Linked DNA regions of Homo sapiens: regions 1 and 2 are each linked to region 3. A link is a loop called in an ENCODE intact Hi-C map of the cell type or tissue named here. Cell type or tissue: IMR-90. All regions are shown on one strand.

Region 1 (8,000 bases), 120 kb after region 3:
CTCCCGGGCTGAAGTGATCCTCCCACATCAGCCTCCTGAGTAGCTCAAACCACAAGCGTGTGTCACCATGCTAATCTAGTTTAATTTTTTAGACATGGGGTCTCGCTATGTTGCCCAGGCTGGTTTCGAACTCCTGGCCTCAAGTGATCCTCCCACTTCGCCTTCCCAAAGTGCTGGGATTACAGGCATGAGCCACCACACCCAGCCAAAGCTTGTCTTTTCTTAGTGGCCTGAAATGTTTAGCAATAGCTACAAGAATTTTTCTGTTACTTAGTTGTCCTAGGTTTCAAAACATTCTTGATTTTAATCTCATCAAAATGAGAATTTTGATCTTGAGCACTTGCTGTAATGTGGTTTTGTTGGTACTCCTGATAACCAAAGACCTCCTTCAATGTCTTCGAGGTTAAGCCAATTGTCAAAACTGTGAAGGGTTTGAGTTGTTACCCTATTTACAAGCTAACAGGTTGGCCGACCATAGTTCCCTACAGACGGGCAGAATGTAGAGACTCCTGGGTCAGATACAAAGGACTTATGAGCCTTCTGTTCACATCAGTATCTCTTGCCCCTGAGTCCCATAGGGTGATGCAAAGGTGGATGTTGTGTATGTAGTGGCTCTGTGTCAAAGCCCAGGAACCCTGGGCTTAGAAAACCCCTGATTGCATGTAAACCTGCCCAATCTTTGCCCTGGAGGCAGACATTATCTTTATTATCCTGATCAGGAAATGAATCTGCCTTCTGCCTCAGAGAGAGACACCATCTCTATCTTCCAAGGCTGGCTGCTATACAAACATCATTGGAAAAATAATCTGGAACAAATGTTGCCATGTGTTTGCTCAAAAGATGGGAAGAAATGCAAAGACCTATGGAGAATTTTCTCCAAACACCACCATCTTCATCAGGTGTCTTCTCAGATGGCCTCTCTCTAAAATAATCCCTGGTTGTCACTTGCTACCCCTTTCTTTGCTTTGTTTTTCTGCATAGCACCTACCATGTCCTGATATCACATTACACTGTTATTTGTTTATCGTATGTTTCCTCCACTAGAATACAAGTCTCATGAGGGCAAGATATCATCTGCTTTGTTATTGCTGTATAAGCAGGGTTTAAAACAATGCTTGGCACACAATAGGTATCCAATAAACATTTCCTAAAGTAGTCAATAAATTAATGATAATCTGTCATTGAGTATCTCCTTTGTCCTAGGCACAACATGTTGAATGAGAGTACCATGTGTATCTGAACTTGCTACCTTTTCCCAAAAGAATTTATTCAGATGCTCTGCTCAATAACAGGGAACTCTTAGATCATGCACAACCCCCCAAAGTTTCCAGGATTCCTTGATCACCCCACATTCAGAAAGATCCTGCCCATTTTGGGCCCAAGCTCATAGTGTAAAGCCTTCATTTCTGCCTTTTGGTGATAATGACACAGAAAGAGAAGGGCAGGACTCTAGGACTGATCTCTTTGGAGAAAGTTCAAAACTGCAATAACCACATGTCCTGTGCTCCTAGCCATTAGAAACCTAAGGCTGGACGCAAAATGTCTTGGGAAGTAATTCATAGTGGTATGGAAAACAGACCACAGGCTCAACAATTTAAACCAAGACATTGGCATTTATGAGAACTTTATTGCAAAGGAAGAGGAGAATGCCCACTAGCCAGAGACTTGAAACCCCATGCTGTGGTTCCTTGACTCTCAAAATTATGAACTGCTTTTAGAGCTGAGCATACTCAAGACACCCATCAATACCCACTCCCTTGTTTAGTAATGACTTTGTATTTACCAACAAGCTTCAAAAGATTAAACTGATACTTTCTTTGAAAACAAGGGTAATCACAGTAATCTGTTCAGAAGAAAAAAGGAAGTGTGCCAGTTATTAAGCTCTTGTCTCTCAGCCCCCAAATCACTCTGCTGCATTTCTGCTTTGCCGGTTGCTCCCTGTCAGACTCTGCCATGAAGGGATAATAGAGGGATGCAGCAAGACTGGAGGAGAGAGAAGAATGTGTTCCTTCTTGTTTATTAACATTCCTATTAGTGTCTTCTCATGAATGGTTCTCCCTAGCAGGTGGTTCCAATTCTTGTTTTTCCTCCTACATCATTGGAACCATCCTTATCCCACCCACTCAACCATCAGGACCACCAGAAAGTTTCCCCACTCAGAGCCATGGGTGACAGCCTCATAGGGACCCTCCTCCAATCTTCTAGGTTCAGAAACCTCTTCTCCCTGTTCCCACCAAGCCCTAGGGGTAGTGGCTGCTTCCTGCAGTTACAATCTCTGAGACAACTCAGGATTCTCTTTACTTGTCAGTTCTCCAACACCATTAACCAATTCCTTATATTAAATTCACTCTATTAAAATAACTGGTATAGATCCTGTCTTCCTGATGAAACTTTGACTGAAAAAGGAAGTATGACACTGAAGATTGGTCAAGAGTCATGGTATTTGTTCACATGAGTAAAACATTAATGATCTCTGTTAGTTGACCTCTTTAACTTTTGGATTAGATGACACGAAGCTCTATTGACTATGGAGAGATTGACACCACCGTTAATGGTGGACAGCATCCCTTCGTTATTATGAACTATGTTTTTCCTACTTATTTCATGGAATCAGTGAAGAAGTGACTATTAGGTACCTTGTGCATTGTGGGATGCAAGCACAGAGTCCTATATTCCAGTAATAATAGTTTCAGTTAATAGACCATGCATTTTTCATCATATCACAAAGAAGTATGATCTATGCCAGATGTCACCATGCTCTATTTTAAGTTTTTCTAGAGGACAGGCATTTCCACACCACATATAAAACTAAAAGGGACATTTTCACAGTAATGTAAGGGAAAGGAGACGTTTAGCACAACTGCAAGATGACATCCCTTATACTCTGTGCTCCAAGAAGCCTTCCTCAACAATGTTTTCTGAGTTTCCTCTGGGCAGGATTACCTAATCACAGCTGGTCTCCTCAGGGGTTGGGGATGTTCTGTCTAAATCAGCATTTCACACCTGAAAACAGAAAGCATACATTTTTCTTATAAAAATAGCTCAAGGGACAAAGGATACTTAATATGCCTCTTGAGGAAAGAATACAACACCACCTACAGACTTGCCAAAGTAATTGAACTTGAGTCCATTTAGACCTCTGAATCCAGATGTCAGTGGAAGGAAATAGAAGACAAAGGTCAGGGTTGAACTGCCCATGAATATGAAATAGCAAAATCCAGACACTTACAAATCTTATAGATTGACTGGCTTTGGTTTTTCAATAGGTAAATTATAAGAAAAGAAAGATGGAGGAAAACATATGTAATTCTTTTTCTTTCTTTTTTTTTTTTTTTTTGAGACGGAGTCTCACTCTGTCGCCCAGGCTGGAGTGCAGTAGCGTGATCTCGGCTCACTGCAATATCCGCCCCCTGGGGTTCACGCCATTCTCCTGCCTCGGCCTCCCGAGTAGCTGGGAATACAGGCGCCCGCCACTACGCCCGGCTAATTTTTTGTATATTTAGTAGAGACGGGGTTTCACCGTGTAAGCCAGGATGGTCTCGATCTCCTGACCTCATGATCCACCCGCCTCGGCCTCCCAAATTGCTGGGATTACAGGCGTGAGCCACCACACCCGGCCATCATATCAAGTTTTAAAAAATGAGCCAGACAAAACTCCAGTGTCTAGAGAGAGACACCGTCTGTTACAAAGATAAAGAAACACAAGGAAGTGATGACTAGAAGTCAGTGATGGTGGCTACTTTTGGGCTGTGACTGAACTAGGACAACTGAAGGGCTTTTGGGATGACTGCCAAAGCTCTATTTCTTGACCTGAATGATGGTTACAAGGCTGTTTATCTTATAAAAATTCATTAAGCTACGTCTTTGTTGTGCGTAGATATTTATATCTGGATTTTATTTCATGGCAAAGATTGAGAAAGAGAATAGCCCCTGGCAGCCTGGCACTATCAGCTAGACCAGGGGTGTCCAATCTTTTGGCTTCCCTGGGCCACATTGGAAGAAGAAGAATTGTCTTGGGCCACACATAAAATACACTAACATGAATAATAGCTGATGAGCTAAAAAGAAAATTGCAAAATAATCTCATGATGTTATAATAAAGTTTACAAATTTGTGTTGGGCCACATTCAAAGCCATCCTGGGCTGTATATGGCCCACAGGCTGTGGGTTGGACAAACTTGAGCTAGACTTTGATGTTGCTAGAAGCTGGCTTGGTACTTATGGTTGGGTCTTGGTGCCCTCCTATTGAACATAAATATTTTATAAACCAACAACATCAGACAAGGCCACTCTGTGACCATGATGGATAAAGATAAAAATAAAGACTGGCCTGTAATCATGTGTGACTACAGAAGACGGAGCATTGTGAGGTCACAAAAATGACCAAATATGGCCAGTAATAGAATTACCTCCACTTCTTAACAGCAACCACTCTAAAGCAAAACCTTGCTTCCTTAAACCCTCCCCTAAATCACCTAACATAAGCCCACACCCCAAAATAAGTTTTTTCTAAAAATCTCTTAATGAGATGTCCAATGGTTCCCCCATGGTGTGCAGTCTCCCTCATTGCAAAAAGCAGTAATCCCAATGTGTTCAACTATAGGTATGTTCCTGGCAGTCCTGGGCTGGAGGTCTTTGACAAGATAAACAACAAAGAAAGAAATAAAAATGAGAGAAAAAAAAGCCCAAGGGCTACCAGTCCCTGTCTGTCTGACAATGTTCCAGGCAACCAGAAATCTCTCCAAGTCAAGGTACATATTTGCCGTGACTGGGAATATTCAATTCTGTGTGCTGAAACATTTCTATTTCCTGATTCTTTGGGGAAATGGAGAAATACCATTGCAGTTGAGTGTAAATTGGAAAGCATGTTGGAAACATCTGGATATAAGTTCCAGAAATATCTGGCCTCTCTGCTGGCTTCACCCAGAGGGAGAAAGCCAGACTGCTTTGTAATAATCAGCAAGTCACTCTGAAACCACCTGACAGTTATCAAATTTAGGAATCTAAATTAGTCTGAGACCCAACACAGACATCTCCCGAAATATTCATATTCATTTCAGGTTGGAAAAGCTATTTTGTGCATGGCATAACCACAATCTCTTGTACTTGTGAGGCTTTATAAAGGCTTAAAAGAGCTTTCATATACCTGGTATTATTTTACCTTCAAAACAACTCTGAGAAAAACTGAAAATACATTGTTATACCTATTTTATGATGGAGAAAACAGAAAAGAGAAGTGACAATCTCAAGTACACATAACTAGCCAGGGCAAAAGCCAGGCCTCTGACCCTCTTAACTTTTCACTTTAGAAAATACTTAGTCATGACAAACCTTGATCCTTTCAGGGTTGATGTGATTGTTTGAAAGAGTCACATTTCATTTAAGCGAAGTCTGGACAATGAAGTGAGTAATACTTTTTATGGTTAAGGAAATGTAGAAGGTGTTATTCTTAAGAGTAAGAGTGATTTTTTTTGTAAGATATTTTCTGGCTCCTTGGTCAATTCTCTTTCCAAAATATCATCACACAGCACATCCAGGGGGACAATTAAACTTTCTGCTTTAGGGTAGAGTAAATACAGTTCGAGGGAATGGAGAGTTTGCAGGGAAACATGTTTAACATATCATCCCTCTATTGCTCTTCAGGGATTTGTGAACACGAACCAAGACAGTAAATTCTATGAAAACAATGGTACAATATTTGCTTCTGGAACTTTCTGTTCACCCACTCAAGAAATGCAGTATGACCAGGCCATGCCAGAAGGCCCTTTGTGTTCTGTGGTAACTTTGAGGCCCTTGGGTAAGTCATGGAACCTTGCTGAATCTCAATTTCTTTGTCTGTACAGCGAAAGGTGGGACTAGAGGAGCCCAGGGTGGCTTTTAGCTCTGTAATGCAATACTGTGATCTCAGCAGGATTTCACATCCCTCCTCTACTCATCTCTGATGGAGAGCGTAGCTTAGGTGATCATTTTACCTTTATGCCGAGACACACACAGAGGTTTTCCTATACCGTTTTCTTACGACAAATATCCATACACTCTTTTTATAACAAATAGTTTACAGTGCCTGTTTTCCTAGTTTTACATGAAATTCACAGACAATACAACCCACCTTTACGTACTTTTGCCCCAAAATTGGTATGATGCTCTAATAGTAATACAAAAGGGAATAAAATGAAAGTAATTCAGAATAAAATGTATTTAAACATGTAAACAGTCAAACATGACAACACTAGAAGTGTCCTTGCCCTCTGTCCTTCAGAAAAAAATTTTAAAGGCTCTGTGATCAAACAAATTTGGAAAGTTTTAGATTAATCCAAGTCCAACATTTTGCAGGACTTCTCAGAGACTTGAACATACTACTGTCCATTGCCAAGTTACAAGGGAGAATTTGGAATATAGCATTTTCCCAAATCTTAAGACCATGCAAGCCATTCTTTAGAGATGTTTTATGCAACTAGGGATCCTGAGGACATGCTTTGAGAAACTTTCCAACATCCATCACGAGGTACATCCAATCACGAGTGACAGCACGGCCCTGTGAACTGGTCATTGTCAAGGCTTAGTGTTATTGGGTGTAGGAACACAAACTAGAGCAGAAGCTCATTTAGCAACACCCTGGCCTTTACCCACTAGATTCCAGTAGCACTTTCCCACCCTTGCCAAAGTTCTGACAACAAAAAATGTCTCCAGACATTGCCAAATGTCCTCTGTGGGGCGAAATTGCCTCCTGTTGGGAACCCCTTATTAAGTAACATGCAATATATAACATTACTTTTCCCCTGCTCACATTTTATGAAAGATATTTTATTCAGATTCTCCACATTCAACTTCCAACAATGATGTCTTCACTATTCTGGGAAGCACTTCTGGAGCCATCTACAGGCATCTTCCAGGCTTCCACCATCTTTGTTTTTATCTAAGTTGTTTTGAGATACAGCCACTTGTCTCTGGGGACCACTGAGTATTCAATTCTCAGCCATGGTTTTTACGTTCATTCTGTATGTATTTGTGATCTTCAATCTTAATGGCAGATTCTATTGCTTCTAAAGAGCTTCTGGAAACAGCTTCACATTACCTGCAGTGCTAGTGACTACCACTTTCTGGTACCAGGGAAACATCTGCTGCTCTTGGCCATCTCAGGGGTCTGAGAGACTCTTGGAGATTCTCTTAAACTTCCTGCAGACACAGCAAAACGGATGTGCCTTTTGCTCCCACAGTACGCTGGGTACAGGGAACCCTAGGGTCTTTCTGCCCACTTGAGCTTTAGCCATGGACAGAGCATAAGTTCCCCTTGCATTCAGATCCTCAAAGCTAGGCTGGTCTTCCATTATTTCCTCCTCTCTGCCCTGACTTGGCCTTGTCAAGGGCACAGGCCTGCTCAGGGACCCACTGACATCTGAAGGATTTTCATTTACCTTTTATCTCTCTTTCTCCCACACATCCCAGAGAATCTTCTCTAGGCTTGAGCATGGCACAACTGTACCTGCTTGACGATGTTTTCTTCCAGGTCTTTGTATCACGCCCAGCCTGGGCTTTTGGAACTCAAAACTTTGACTGCCTAGTTGCCTGTATCATCCCCTTCCTGAGGCAACCACGGCTGACTTCACAGACAGGAGTAAGGGTGGGGCGGGCCGAAAGAGTAGAAAAAGTAGCAGAGGTTAATGACCTAAAATAGCATGCCATCACACGGTTAAAGGTGTTTCTGGTCATAGCTGAGAGACAGAGAACAAAGAACTTACAAAGCAAAGTTTGCTGGCTGCCCCAACAGAACAGGAGCTGATGCAGAGATGGGGAAGGAATTGGACTGGTTTAACAATTGTGATTCACTATCACACAGTCTATTATTAGTTCTGCAATATTAAATAAGAATTTCAAATTCAGTTATGGTAACAATGAGTCACCATTTTCTACCCCCAGATGAAGCTAAAGATAATGCCATAATAAGGTAAATGACACTGAAAATAGACCAATAACTTTTCTGAAGTGGTAGGCTGAGTTTT
Region 2 (8,000 bases), 830 kb after region 3:
CTCTTTAAAAAAAAAAATCACTAGCTCAGGAGGAGCTGAGCTGCCAACAGGAAGAGAAAGTGGGCAGGCCTCGCTTGCTGGTGAGCCTGGGGCATTTCAGATTTTCCTGTGAAGAGTGGATTTAAATGGTGAAACTTATTTCAAGACAATGCCACAGGTATAATGTAACATTAAGATTTTCCTTTTCCAGTTTTTAAAATAACAGTCATTATGCAATTTAGCTGAAAAAATGCTTTGGGGACCAATACACACATGGCCCAACTTAAGACGCAGTACATGGAGGATATAACCTCCACACACTAGTTTTAAAGTCCTAGTCCTACTCATTGTGTCATCCTCAGATGACGACCAGGAATGGAGCTCCTCGCGTGCTCTGATGAAGGACAGAGGGGACACTCTCTGGGGCTGAGAAGGCAGTGGGAAGGGCAGTTAGGTGCTCCAGGCTCCCCTCCCTATTTCTGAGGATTTTCACAACACAACCAGTGTTTCTTTTCTTTTCTTTTTTTTTTTTTTTTTTGAGACAGTTTCACTCTTGTTGACCAGGCTGGAGTGCAATGGCACAATCTCGGCTCACTGCAACCTCTGCCTCCTGGGTTCAAGTGATTCTCCTGCCTCGGCCTCCTGAGTAGCTGGGGTGATAGGCATGCACCACCACTCCTGGCTAATTTTGTATTTTTAGTAGAGACAGGGTTTCTCCATGTTGGCCAGGCTGGTCTCGAACTCCTGACCTCAGGTGATCCGCCCACCTCAGCTTCCCAAAGTGCTGGGATTACGGACATGAGCCACTGTGCCCAGCCAGTGTTTCTTTTCAATTGTGGTAAAATATACATAACACAGAATTTATCCTTGGAGCCATTTTAAAGTGTATTAATTCAATGGCATCAAGTACATTCACAACATTGCACAACTATTATCTCTGTCTAGTTCCAGAACATTTCATGATATCAAAAGGAAACCCCACACCCCTTAAGCAGGCACTCCCTATTCTCCCCTCCCCCCAGGCCCTGCCAAGCATGAATCTATTTTCTGTCTCTATTCTGAACTTTTTGTATAAATGGAATCATAAAATACGTGCATTTTTGTGTCTGGCCTCTTTCAATTAGCATAAACTGTTCATAGTCCATCCACACGGCTGCATAGATGAGTACTTCATCTCTCTTTAAGTCTGAATAACATTCCATTGGGTGGATACAGCGCATTGCGTTCATCCATTCATCTGTTCATGGCCACTCAGGTTGGTTCCACCTTTTGGCTATACTGAATACTGCCGCTATGAACACTGGTGTATAAGTATCTGTTTGAGTCCCTGTCTTCAAGTCTTTGGGGAATATACCTCAGAGTGGAATTGCTGGGTCATATGGTAACTCTGTATAACCTATTCGGCTAATATTTCCTTTTTTTTTTTTTTTTTTTTTATGAGGAACATCTTTTATTTCTTGTAAAGAGGGGAAAATAAGATTTTTTAATATTTCTCACTCATAAGATTTTTAAACTCTTAAAAATGCAATATCCTCTTTTCAAAGCACATGCCATCTTAAAAAAATCTTAGCAATGTACATTTGCACTCAAAGAAAAACATGGCAGCACCACTGTCTTCTGACAAAATTCTGCATAAAAAAACCCTATGCAACTTTTTGCAAATATGTTCCTTCTTTATTATTCAGGGACACCAAACCACAAACATTCAGTGCAATATTTATTGTTTTTTATTTCCGTAGGAAACACAGGACCAATGATGTCTTCTGACAACTGTTTCCTGATGATTTGTTGGGTTTATTGGATCTGAGGATCCTCGGATCCAATAAACCCAACAAATGAATTCCCAAACAATCTTAACAAAACTATAGAAGACCAAGAAAGCTTAAAAGAGACAAAGAATAAAGACAAGTCACCTAGTAAGGATGGCCAAGTCCTCAACTTCCCCAATGGAAGCCAGAAGTTATGGAGTCATATCTTCAATGTGATATGAGAAAATAACTCTCAGGCTAGGAGTCTATACTCAGCAAAACTGCCTTTCCAGAAGGAGAGCAAAATAAAGATAGTTTCAGCCAAACTATACAACCTGAGAATTTATTTCTAACATATAACCACTTAAAGAATGCAACTTAAGCAAAAGGAAAATCACCACAGATACATTGAGATGTGGTGAGGGGCAGGGGCAGAGAAAGGTAAGCAAAGATATTGATCAATATGTGGACAAATCTAAACAAATGTTGATTGTACAAAACCAAAATAATAATAATGTCTACTTTGTGGAGAAGGAAAAACTAAAGCATATAGTAGCTAAGCATGGTGGCTCACACCTATAATCCCAGCATTTTGGGAGGCCGAGGCAGGCAGATCACTTGAGCCCAGGAATTGGAGACCAGCCTGGGCAACATAGTAAAACCCCATCTCTACAAAAAATACAAAAATTAGCCAGGCATGGTGGCATGCGCCTTTAGTTCCAGCTACTTGGGAGGCTAAGGTGGCAGGATTACTTGAGCCTGGGAGATCGGGGGCTGCAGTGAGCTGTGATCGCGCCACTACACTCCAGCCTGGGCAACAGAGCAAGACTCTGTCTCAAAAACAAAAAAACCACATAGTAAGGTGGTGGTCATAAATCCAACTATGTCAATTATCATAAAAGAAAAGGGACCAAACTTTCCAGTTAAACACAGAGACTGTGAGATAAGAGAATAAGACATCAACGTCCTTGAAGCAAAGGGAATCATTACTATATTGAGGTCCATGTTTCTCCTACCCTTAGAACACTCATCCTACCCTTAAAACACTCATTCTTCAGGATGCAACCAAAACCACAGTAGCCCTAGCAGATACCCTTTGTTTGTAAACTTGTCTAGCTGTCAACAGTTTCCTTACTTAAAGATTTAATTAAAAAAATTAATTTAAAGGCCAACAAAAATTTTGCTCCATCATCACCTTAAAACACCTACAGTTCAGCCAGGCACGGTGGCTCACAGCTGTAATCCCAGCACTTTGGGAGGCCGAGGTGGGTGGATCACCTGAGGTTAGGAGTTCAAGATGAGCCTGGCCAACATGGTGAAACTCCATCTCTACAAAAATACAAAAAGTAGCCGGGCATGATGGTGGCTGCCTGTAACCCCAGCTACTTGGGAGGCTGAGGCGGGAGAATCGCTTGATCCCGGGAGGTGGAGGTTGCAGTGAGCCAAGATCACGCCATTGCACTCCAGCCTGGGCGACTGAGCGAGACTCCATCTCAAAAAACAAACAAACAAAAAAACACGTACAGTTCTATTATCTACATGCCAATGTCATAAAAGCCACTCAAACTCCAGGTAAGGAAAGCTACTTTCTGGGAACATGAGACAGGTTTTCCCAAGACACATGAACACCTCGCACAAAATGTCCACATACATTACCGTCTGCTTATTTGGTAACGACTAGGCAGATTTGGGCATGACAGGATACCAATCCACAGCCCAGCACTGGGAAGCACTGCCCTTTGTGGTGGAAGTTCTATACCGGAGAAGTTAAAGCAGAACCTGTTTTCATCTCTCTGCCAGGTGGCGCCTGTTCTCACGAGCCTGCTCACAAGCAGACAGCAGGGTAGGCATGGAAGTGGGACTGGGAAAGAAGGTGAGCTCTGTGGTTCTTGGCAGTGGGGGACACAGACATCTCACTTGAGTGGGGAGCCCTAGCCACTAAAAGGTATCCAATGGTAATGTCAGAAGAAGAAGATAAGAGAAAATACCCCTGCAAACAGCTTCCTGGGTTGTTAGAACGCTATGATTTCCTGAAAAAGCTATAGGTAACTCTTCTTTTCCTTGTATATCATGGAGACCTAATACATACTCCTAACAAATGATGTTGACACAACATACCACACTGAAATCTTAGGCAGAAAAAGGCAGAACGAAAATTATATACATACAGTTTTGGATTTCTTCTGGGCACATATTTACAATCTTTTCTCTGTGGGTGCATGTGCCATATCAGCTCCCCCAGGAGAGACAGATACATAGTACACCAAATTATTCATAGTGGCATCACTGGTTGAGATATAAAGTGTTAAGATTTTCTTCTTTCTACTTTCCAAATTTCCTATAGAGCATCTTCAAAGATTATGTAATCAGAAAAAAAGTTAAATCTGAGTTATCTAGTTTTACCCTCTTCCCATACCACTTTTAGGTTGACACTTGCTATCTCAGCAGTGGTAGGTAGGTTTCTTAGGTTTAATTTTCTTTCCGTGGTCAACCCAACCAAGCTACAAAGCCTACCCAAGAGTGACCTCCTGTGGCAACATTCAGTTTTACCCGGAACGAGTCAAGCTTCAAAGCTTTTTCTAAAGCAACAAGCTCCAATTGGTCAGACAGAAATTTACAGTATTTTATTTTGCTAACTATGACCTTTTGCATCAAGCAAAGAAGTCACAGATAATGTCAACTGCATATGTCATGTATTACCCGCAAGGCTGTTCTGAGGAGACTGTCAGTTGGGGGCTAGAATATGAGGATGACAATAATGTGTAGCAGAAACACTTGGAAAAGAGAAAGGAGGTGACAAAAATTCTGAAATGTACTTCCCTAAAAAGCTTGATTTTCCTGGCAGAGGGAGCAGGGGTGATTGAGTGCAGACTGCTTGAAAGGAGGTCTCAACAAAACAAAACAGCATCTCAACCCCAGCCATTTATTCTGTTTACTTTATTCTGCATTTTTTTAAAAGTAGGAGTTGGCAAATAGCTATCTATTTGAAATGGGGAACTCTGTATATGATGAAAGATGCCATTTCAAATCAATAGAGGTGGATTATTTAATAAATAGTTTTGGAAAAACTAGACAGTAGAGTCGGGGGTGGGGGGGCTGGATTCTTATTTCATTCTTTATTCCAAAATAAATTTCAGATGGAAGTAAACTTGGGACATTAAAAAAGAAAAAAATATACAGAATCATGGGAGAAGACAAATTTTAAGAGAAGGATGACTCCTACATAAACTCAGAAGCCATAATGTGAAGAAAAAATAAACCTGACTACGTAAGAAGGTTTTTAAAGTCCTGCAGAGAATAAAAATACAAAATAGGAGAAGAAATGAAAAAACTTGGAGAAATATTTGCAACACACATGAGAAACAGCTGTGATCTCGTCTATGCAAAACTGTAGACAATCCACAAGAAACGTCCCAGCCAAGAGAACAATAGGCAAAAGATTTGAATAGAGACCCATCTCATGGAAAATCAACATACCCTGGTGAGGGCACTACCCTCACCCACAGCAACCAGAGCTCACAGGAAGAGGATGCCATAGATCACCTACCTGATCTGGAAGTAAACTGCCTGATAACCCACTGTGTGAGCAAGGCTGTGTAGAAAGTCACTGGCATCCATACATGATGGAATGTCAACTGGTATATTTTTTGGAAAAGACCATATTTTGGCACTGCCCATCAAACCTAAAATGGCTCATGCCTTTTGACTCGGCAATTCCACTTCTAGGAACGTATCCTACTAGCACACGTGTACAAAATGTCAAAGCAACGATATTGCTTCACAACTGCATTTAAGAGTGCAAACAACGGCACCTACAAATGGGGAAGAGGGGGCCTGACTGGTCACAGGAGCTGTGGTACATGCACACAAGGGAATATTGCACAGCTGCACAACACGACTATGGAATCATTGTTAAGATACAGCAAGTGAGTTTTTCAGAAAAGCACAGTGAAGAACTGTGTACATCGCATTGCCATTTGCGTGAAATAAATAGGCAGATATACGCTTAAATAACACAATTCTGACACTGGAAATAACGGTGGCATTTAAAGAACAGGGATGGGACACTTTTGTACTGTCTGAATTTCTGCTAAGAGCATGTATGATATTCTTAGACTATGTATATAAAAACAAGGTTGGGGGAGGAAAGAAAGATGGTCATACAAATTTGTGGAATCTACTATTCTTTGGGCTGAGTAGCTGCCAAAATAACATTTTCTGGTTTACAAAGGTATCTGCCAGACACAAAGGCCATGTTCTATACTACCAATTGATATACAAAGTCTCCAAAAGATAACCCCATAAAGATAGAAAGTAGATTCCTGGCTGCCAGGGATAAGGTGGGGGGAAGTAAATGGGGAGTGACTGCTAATGGGTACAGGGTTTCTTTTTGGGGTGATAAAAATGCTCTGGAATTAGATAGTGATGGTTGCACAAATCTCTGAATATGCAAAACACTGCTGAACTGTACACTTTAAATGGGTAAACTGTACGTATTTGGAGTTTTTTGGTATTTTCTTTTTCTTTTTTGAGACGGACTCTCGCCCTGTCACCCACGCTGGAGTGCAGTGGCGTGATCTCGGCTCACTGCAACCTCCACCTCCCAGGTTCAAGTGATTCTCCTGCCTCAGCTTCCTGAATAGCTGGAATTACAGGCGTGCACCACCAAGCCCAGCTAATTTTTGTATTTTCAGCAGAGACGGGGTTTCACCCTGTTGGCCAGGTTGGTCTCGAACTCCTGACCTCAAGCGATCCACCTGCCTTGGCCTCCCAAAGTGCTGGGGTTACAAGTGTGAGTCACCACACCCGGCCAATTGTACGTATTTGAATTACATTGTAACAAAGCTGTTATTATAACCCAGTTACATCTGACGCTCGCTCCTGTACCCCTTTGGCTGGATTCTTTGCCTCTAACCTTCCACTGGGCCAGTGCATTTGCCTCATTTGAATGCAGATTCCATGTGACTTGCAGAAGTTTCCAAGTCAACTGCAAGCATTTCTAGTAGATATGACTCCAAAATGTTGCTCACAATCTTTTGCAGAGGACTCTCAGCGTCATTCAACCTTGATTCTTGGCCAAGGGCATTTTTGTGAACATTACACACCGTACAGTAATAGGCTACGTGACACAGCGCTGCCCTCCACCCCGTGACTGCCCACCTAGGGTCTTTGCAAGTTAACTTTCTGCTCCCGTCTTTTATATATTTGTGTCTCCTCCCTGGCCACAGCCACTTCCTGCTGCTGGCAGAGGCCGATCTCCAGCTGCATGGTCCGTTCCTTCTCTTCTGTGCTGGGAACCCCAGCAGCCGTTGGAAGGCAGCTTTGAGCAGAATGAACAAGGCTCTTCTAAGAATCAGGGCCTGTGTTTCCCTGCAAGAGTGTTAAGACAACTTTCTGGGCTACTTCTAAGCTTTTGTGTTAGATCCTAGGTCCTCAGCTGGGCTGCAGGCAGATGAGGGTGCCAAATGAGGGACAGGCTTTTGATGTCAGACATTCCAAAGGCTGATCACTTGTCACTCTCATCACTCCTCTATTAGTGCACATTTAGAGCTTCCTTGCTTCCTCACTGGACTGGGGGGTAGAAGTCTCTCCTACTTCTCCCTTATGGAGGTCTCTACCTACACAATAAAACTCCCTTCCCAGCTTTTTTTCTTCCCAGATAGCATCTGCAAAGCTCTACAAGGTCATTGGGTCACCAAGCCTCAGCTTGCAGCATTCTCTTATTGTGCTCATCCTTGATTCTGAACACCCTGTACCCTGATTGCTTGTTAACGCCTCGAGTATCTCTGTGAAGCCCTTCAGAGGTGCTACTTAGTACCACGTTCTCACACCACTGGGTGCCTCATCACTGCCGTACTGTTACGACCAGGTTGTTGTTAACTCTCCTTCACCTCAGTTTCCTTTTAAACTTACTTATTTGATAGTCCAGTAATTATTATCTTATCCCCAAGTATTGGCTGCCTGCTGCCCTGTTGTCTGCACATGCTGGGCCTGCGTGGACTGTGTTCTCTTGGTTTTCTAACTTTGGATCAGGCATCGGGTCAGGTTGAGCAGGGAGCACTCACCGAGCAGCTAGGATTGTGAAATTCTCCCTCTGCAGGGGCTCTGCAGCCTGGAGCACATTTTCGTGTGCATTCCACTCCACATCTGAATGTGGCACAGGCTCGTGGTTTGACTTCTCATAGGTGACTATTTCCTCCCCTAAACCAAAGGCCGAGGTAAAGATGGGCTTTCCCCCTGGCTTTTGGCTAGAAATCTGGCCTTCAGCCCTCT
Region 3 (8,000 bases):
CTCCTGCTTTTGGTAGCACATCCCACACAAACTTTTTCTGTCGGGTTACCTCACCTGCAGGCCTGTTGGTCAGGGTCCTTCCAAGACAGCCTAGGCCCAGCTGCTTGCTTGATGTGCACTTAGCCCATGGGAACAACCCAGCGGCCCTGCTCCCCGCCCAGCCCTGGAAGCAGGGCTGTTCCCTCTGCAGCCCTTCTCGTCATCTTCACAGTTGGTCTTAGGTAGCTCTAGCTGGCTTCTCGCCTATTTATTGTTTTTTTTTTTTTTTTTTTTTTTTTTTTGGAGAGTCAGACACCATTCTACAACAGGGGCACCTGTCAATCTCTCTGAGTGGTTCTCTCAAAGTCACCCTCACTTGCCTTGGAGTGGGGGTGGGAAGGAAGCTTCCAGAACTGTAACAACCCTCTTTCACTGTTGCCTTCTCCTGTACATAAGCTGAAGAGTGGCAAACGGGCATGGGTGACAGGAGTTTTTGGCTCATCATTTAGTAAGCCCTGGGTAAATGGTCTAACATCTCTCATTAGAACCAGCAGACACTTAACATTGTGCTCTCACCTTTGGGGCCTTGGACAAAACTCTGAGTCAGGAAATATCCCATTTAACACCTTCTTGTACCTGTAGTAATCTCCAGATCAGTTCCATACCTCTTATTCTCCTTTTCTATACCATTTGTCCATTTTGCTAATTTCTCTAGAAGGTATGTTATTCTACCATAGATTTATGGCAACATTTAGTGGAGGAATGATGAAGGACCAGAAAGTCTGGCTTCAGTCACCTCTTGGTTGATATGGTTTGGCTGTGTCCCCACCCAAATCTCATCTTGAATTGTAGTTCCTATAATGCCTATGTGTTGTGGGAGGGACCTGGTGGGAGGTAATTGATTCATGGGAGCAGTTACCACCATGCCGTTCTTGTAATAGTGAGTTCTCATGAGATCTGATGGCTTTATAAGGGGTGTTTCCCCTTTTGCTCTGTACTTCTCCTTGCTTTCACCATGTGAAGAAGGATATGTTTGCTTCCCCTTCCGCCATGATTGTAAGTTTCCTGAGGCCTCCCCAGCCCTGCAGAACTGTGAGTCAATTAAACCTATTTGCTTATTAAATTACCCAGTCTCAGGTATTTCTTCACAGTGGTGTGAGAATGTACTAATACATTGGTGCATATCATAAGAGGAAAATTCAGAGGCAGTGCAACATCTTTACTATTTTGTTACTAGGGATTCTTCAAAATTCTCTTTAATCAGAAAAATATAGAACACTTACAAAATGAAATGGAACAAGGGGACACCAACTCTACTCAAAGACCTCTGCCTGCCTGCGCAGTTGCTGTTTCCATTGCTATGAAGAAATCCAAACTGAGGCCTGTCATCTGGGGTTTTGTTCTGCCAGAGTGGCTTGTAACCAGGAGTAGTACAGTCTGGAGGTGATCCTGACATGTGGACTGCCCCATGAAATGCCTCACTTCATTTTGGTTTTTGAGTCTTTGTTTTAAAGGGAAGTCGTTTTGTAACAGCAGTTCATCGGCATAGTGAGACATAAGCATTAAACATTGAAGCGTTGGTCGGTGCTGCTTCCTTTATCTTTCGTTCTTGCACCGCGTGGCCTCATGACTCATTCTCATGGACTGACACTATACACACCACCCACAGCTGTCCTTTCATGATATGACCTGGCATGCTGCCAGGAGGGCCTATTTATCAACAGTGACAATATAAAGGACAGCCATGTTCTCTTCTTAGTCTTCAGTGGGAGACACATTTGGCCAGAAGTATACCGTTCTGATTTACAGTGCCCAAGAGAAGCGCTTTGCCATTTCAGCCTCATTTTCTCACAAAAACCTAGTACATGGAGTTGCTGCACTATTTGGCTCATATAATAATGTTTTTTTTAAAAAAAATTTTAGTCATTTATTTTTGAGACAGAGTCTCACTCTGTCACCCAGGCTGGAGTGCAGTGGCGTGATCTTGGCTCACCGCAACCTCTGCCTCCTGGGTTCAAGCAATTCTCCTGCCTCAGCCTCTCGAGTAGCTGGGATTACAGGCAGGTGCCACCACACCAGGCTGATTTTTTTGGTATTTTTAGTAGAGATAGGGTTTCACCATGTTGGCCAGGCTGGTCTGGAACTCCTGATCTCAAGTGATCCACCTGCCTCGGCCTCCCAAAGTGCTGGGATTACAGGCGTGAGCCACTGTGCCTGGCAATAATGTTTATATTAGTTGTTCTTCATTTCAAACCTTGACTCAGACCCCACCTAGGTTTCTGGTTGCTGAAGAGAATGAAGTTGTCAACTCTTTTGTCGTTATGAGAGTAGATCTATTACACTGGTATGTGGCCTGGGATAATTACATGTACTCGATCTCAGATTTGCATGATGGGGTTCATTCACATGGTGGGCTTTGGTGAGTTTGGACCACCCAGCTTCAGCACACCTTCCAAACAGCCAATCAGGTGCCTATTCTGCCCTAGCCAGGTGGCAGCCAGATGACCCCAGCTGGCCCGATTGCACATCCTCCCTGGAATGTGAATTTTAAGCAGAATGATGTGGAGTCTAAACATGGTGAAAGATCATTAAGATGAGGGTGGTGTCCTTATGAGACCATTCCTCCAATGGCTCCTTTCCCACAGTTCTGCTTCTAGCCCAGCGGCCCATTTCCAAAGCTGGCTGGCTGGTCTCTCCCTCCACCTGTACATTCCTGCTATCCTTACTATAACTTCCCTCTGCTGGGTCTGTTTTGGTGGCTTGCTAACAGTAAACACTAACTGACACAGCCTGTCTTAATATGGCTGTGTGATTTGAGGGACATCAGAAGAGAACCCCTGACCTTACCATGGTGCTAGAATTCCTTTCTTACTCATTCCTTTGGATGAAGACATTGAAAGCTGCTATTATAAAACAGCAACTATTACTTAGGAAAGGTTACACTTGAAGCTGTTTATTTGCTATGCCTGAGTTATATTGTAAGGATCGTCTCCCTTGTCAGAGACCAATGGAATGGGACATAGGATAAGTAAATGTTGATGGGGAGAATTGGGAGGGAATGAAAGGTCTGCAAGATTGGATTCTTCGAGATCTTAAGGGTGACTGAATTGGAAGGTTCTGGGTACCCAGAAAGAAGCATGAGTTCATAAAACACCAGGGAGGAGAAGAAATGGAGCAAAGAGGGAGTAGGAGGAGATCCTGGAAACAGCTCTGCTGTTTGCCTGGTGGCAGCCACACACATGCAGTCACAAGGGGGCACTGCTGGAACTCTGAGAGAAGACTCCAAAAAACTGATGCAAGTGGAAAGCCGTTCACATTCATCAGGAGAGCTGGGTGAGGATAGCCTGGACTAATCCTAGGAGGAAAAAGACTTTTAAAAGAAGTAACAGGGATAGAAAAGGGAGACGTAGAAACTTCCATCATTGTCCAGAAAGACTAATAGATGTGGGGCAGGTGAGAGTTCCAGGCTCTTGAGCAGCAGGAATATTTCCTCAAACTTCAGCCCCTGGGCCCGTTGAACTTCCTCTCCAGATTCCCATGCCATTCACCTCCAGCAGCCTGGATGGCAGGCCAGTGAACACCCACAACAAAAGTCATCCGTGGCTGGATTATACCTGAGTCTGTGTAGCTTCAGCCACAACCTACCTGGCGCTGAGAGCTGAATTCACTCTAGGTGTCCCGAGTCATTCAGCACAATGTCAGACAGAAGAGGTTCATCTTAAGGGGTAGGGGGAGTAATACTTTTATTTTTGAAAGAAGTTCTTACTGAAGTATGACACATATATAGAAAAGTCAGTGTACAAATCGTAAGTGTACTGCTTGTTAATTTTCACAGTGAACATGTCCATTCAAAAGGCACCATGAAGCAGAATTACCAGCCCCCCAGAAATTCTCCCCTTGTGTTCCCTTCCAGCATCCCGCCCCCACCACGGGTAAAAGCATAAACAGAATCCCAACTTTACCGCTATAGATTAATTTTGCCTGATTTTGAAACTTAAGTAAATGGAAGTGTACAGTATGTACTTTCTGGCTTCTTTTGATCAATTACATATTTTTGAAATTTGTCTGTGTTGCTGTGGGCAGCGTTAAGCTATTCATTCTCATGTCTTCATAGTCCTTTATTGAATGAATACACTACAGTGCATCCATTCTAACAATGGACATTATGGATATTTGGGTTGTTCCACTGGGACTAATACAAATAGTGCTACTATTCATTTCTATTAGGTATATACCTAGCAGTGGAATTCTGGGTTGGTAATGCTATTTTTGGTCATAAATGATGACCAAAAATTTTAACCATAAATTGACAATGCCAAGTCTCTTGTATGATTTGTGTACCTGAAAAAGGCAATTTCAAATGTGTTTTGAGCAACATTGTCATTAAAATAAATATATAGGCCGTCAAAGAAATTATTGAGAAAGAAAGGGTAATTAGCTCTTACCTAATGACATTCAGCACTCTTAGTGGCCACAGAGTGGAGGAAACCAAACCAAACAAACAAATAAGACAACATAGAAATGTAAAACAATTTATATGACACTACCAAATTGATTAAAGATATACACAAGATAATTATTTTGGTCAAAAATATGCATATGTAACCCCTCTATCTTATGCATATGTAACCTTTCTGTCTTAAGCCCACTTAGGGGCAGCTCTTTCTGGCCCCAGGCAGACTCACCACCACACCATACTACTGCCTCCCAAGATGTAAGTCTATACTACTGCCTCCCAAGATGTAAGTCTATACTACTGCCTCCCAAGATGTAAGTCTATTTTACATCTATAAATCATTTTACAGATTTTTTTCATGTGCATATTAATACTAGAATTTTTTATGAAGCATAGATATGACATTTAAAAATGCCAGATTTCTAAAAAGGTCAACCTAGAACCCCATTCTCCACACACAAAAAGGACCCTTGCTTGTATGTACAAAAATCCCAAAGTTCATATTACCTTACCATTCCTTGACCAGACAGAATGATGAAGCTGCATCTACACAACTCCAGGACAACACTTTGAATAGAGACAGAACACAGCTATTTAGTATCTGTAGTCATGGTCTGATGGAATTAAAGAGAAAAAAGGTTGAGTTCATTTACGTTGGTTTTTTAGATGTTGACCCAGTCTAAGCCTTTTTGACATTTTTAGAGGGCCTCAGACTTGTCAAAGGAGTTTTTTTTGTATCCCAATTAAAATCAATGTACTGAGATAAATTCACCAACATTCAATAAAAGCCAGTTTTAAAAATAGAAATGTGTCTAGCCACTACCTCTACCCCCTATTCCTTCTTGGGGAGAAACTATCGGTGCTTTAGATTGTCAGGCTGATAGCTTTCCACCTTCCATGAGAACTGCCTTTACCCGAAATTATGCTAAATAGTCATTATCCAATTCATCCTGTCAGGTTTCCAAAACACGTTAATTGTTCCAAGAGACAAGCCCATTCGACTCAAAAAAAAAATAACCACTTTTAGAGGAGATTATCAAATTATAACATGTTCCAAAACTGTGATACTTCTCCCTCAAAATTTGGAATGATTTCACTCTATGTTTGTTTCTTTTGCAGAAATTAAATCACCTAACTGATATCTTATGGTCTGATTGGAACAGGATTTCAATAGCAGCCCTGGGAAAGTAAGTTCCAGAAAGTATACTTCTCTTCACTCAAGGAAAGGTAGCTGGGCCCATATAAGGGGAGAGTGTTATTTGCAATGTTACGGATTTGTGAGAGATCACCATTCCTATCAAATCTTTCTGTTGTCCCCTCATCTAATGAATTCTAGAAAGTGAAGAGTCTATGTTAGGAAGTGATTCGCCATAGGTCTGCCCATCTTATACACATAAGCCCTGGCAGCCTTTGTTCTGAACTATCTTTTCTTTTCTTTCTTTTTTTTTTTTTTTTTTTTTTTTTTTTGTGAGACGGAGTCTCACTCTGTTGCCCAGGCTGGAGGGCAGTGGCAAGATCTCGGCTCACTGCAACCTCTGCCTCCGGGGTTCAAGCAATTCTCTGCCTCAGCCTCCCGAGTAGCTGGGATTACAGGTGCCCACCACCACGCCCGGCTAATTTTTTTTGTATTTTTAATAGAGATGGGGGTTTCACCATCTTGGCCAGGCTGGTCTTGAACTCCTGACCTTGTGATCCATCCAGCTCGGCCTCCCAAAGTGCTGGGATTACAGGCGTGAGCCACTGTGCCCGGCCTCTTTTCAAGGATGTTTGTATAATGAACAGCCTCAGGGAACAGGGATAGCATCTTCCTTTTGGGGGGCAGACTTGGTTCTCCACTAAGATGATAAAGGTATTGTCTCCTTCCAGGACAAAGTTTGGGAAGCTTTGCTCTCAGCCCTCTTATTAGACTGGGGCTTTCCCAGACTCAGGGCTCAGCTGTGGCACAAGCCCACTGTGAATGCTGCACTCTGTGGCCCAGGCTGGAGTGCAGTGGCGCGATCTTGGCTCACTGCAACCTCCACCTCCTGGGTTCAAGTGATTCTCCTGCCTAACCCTCCTGAGTAGCTGAGATTACAGGTGTGCACCATTACGCCAGGCTAATTTTAGTATTTTTAGTAGAGATGGGGTTTGGCCATGTTGGCCAGCCTGGTCTCAAACTCCTGACCTCAAGTTACCTGCCTGCCTCGGCCTCCCAAAGTGCTGGGATTACAGGCATGAGCCACCATGCCCAGCCAAGCTGTGTTTTTTTACCAATATCTATGAAACCAGGACAGGACAACCTGCTAGCTTGTAATTCAGGTAAAACATCAGCCTTTTCACGGTTCTTTTTTTTTTTTTTTTTGATGTTAAAGCCCATGGGCTAGTTCATATACGTCTTTATTTCTTTTTTTTTCTTTTTTTTAAATTATACTTTAAGTTTTAGGGTACATGTGCACAACGTGCAGGTTTGTTACATATGTATACATGTGCCATGTTGGTGTGCTACACCCATTAACTCATCATTTAACATTAGGTATATCTCCTAATGCTATCCCTCCCCCCTGCCCCCGCCCCACGACAGGCCCCTGTGTGTGATGTTCCCCTTCCTGTGTCCAAGTGTTCTCTTTGTTCAATTCCCACCTATGAGTGAGAACATGCGGTGTTTGGTTTTTTGACCTTACAATAGTTTGCTGAGATTGATGGTTTCCAGCTTCATCCATGTCCCTACAAAGGACATGAACTCATCATTTTTTATGGCTGCATAGTATTCCATGGTGTATATGTGCCACATTTCCTTAATCCAGTCTATCATTGTTGGACATTTGGGTTGGTTCCAAGTCTCTGCTATTGTGAATAGTGCCACAATAAACATCCGTGTGCATGTGTCTTTATAGCAGCATGATTTATAATCCTTTGGGTATATACCCAGTAATGGGATGGCTGGGTCTAATGGTATTTCTAGTTCTAGATCCCTGAGGAATCGCCACACTGACTTCCACAATGGTTGAACTAGTTTACAGTCCCACCAACAGTGTAAAAGTGTTCCTATTTCTCCACATCCTCTCCAGCACCTGTTGTTTCCTGACTTTTTAATGATCGCCATTCTAACTGGTGTGAGATGGTATCTCATTGTGGTTTTGATTTGCATTTCTCTGATGGCCAGTGACGGTGAGCATTTTTTCGTGTGTCTTTTGGCTGCATAAATGTCTTCTTTTGAGTAGTGTCTGCTCATATCCTTCACCCACTTGTTGATGGGGTTGTTTGTTTTTTTCTTGTAAATTTGTTTGAGTTCATTGTAGATTCTGGATATTAGCCCTTTGTCAGATGAGTAGATTGCAAAAATTTTCTCCCATTCTGTAGGTTGCCTGTTCACTCTGATGATAGTTTCTTTTGCTGTGCAGAAGCTCTTTAGTTTAATTAGATCCCATTTGTCAGTTTTGGCTTTTGTTGCCATTGCTTTTGGTGTTTTAGACATGAAGTCCTTGCCCATGCCTATGTCCTGAATGGTATTGCCTAGGTTTTCTTCTAGGGTTTTTATGGTTTTAGGTCTAACATTTAAGTCTTTAATCCATCTTGAATTAATTTT

The links. Peaks named below come from ENCODE experiments on the same cell type or tissue, not always from the same donor. Only the 100,000 strongest peaks of a DNase experiment are listed, where the experiment ranks them.
Region 1: a loop joins it to region 3, with 4 times the contacts of the local background. A loop is called at or near these places in 17 of 110 quality-filtered maps.
Region 2: a loop joins it to region 3, with 6 times the contacts of the local background. A loop is called at or near these places in 11 of 110 quality-filtered maps.

The regions. Positions count from the first base shown.
Region 1 is chrX:13,518,003-13,526,002 of GRCh38, reverse strand. No RefSeq gene overlaps it. Among named protein-coding and RNA genes, the nearest start is that of EGFL6, 48 kb to the left of the region's middle. In IMR-90, no CTCF peak of the experiment used is centred here; no DNase peak of the experiment used is centred here; H3K27me3 peaks cover 380 bases.
Region 2 is chrX:12,810,884-12,818,883 of GRCh38, reverse strand. The region is part of intron 4 of PRPS2 (phosphoribosyl pyrophosphate synthetase 2); the gene reads right to left. Among named protein-coding and RNA genes, the nearest start is that of PRPS2, 23 kb to the right of the region's middle. In IMR-90, a CTCF peak has its summit at 4,251 (motif pointing left); a DNase peak (open chromatin) is centred at 4,253.
Region 3 is chrX:13,641,474-13,649,473 of GRCh38, reverse strand. No RefSeq gene overlaps it. Among named protein-coding and RNA genes, the nearest start is that of TCEANC, 7.7 kb to the left of the region's middle. In IMR-90, a CTCF peak has its summit at 3,222 (motif pointing right); DNase peaks (open chromatin) are centred at 1,613 and 3,253; H3K27ac peaks cover 1,374 bases.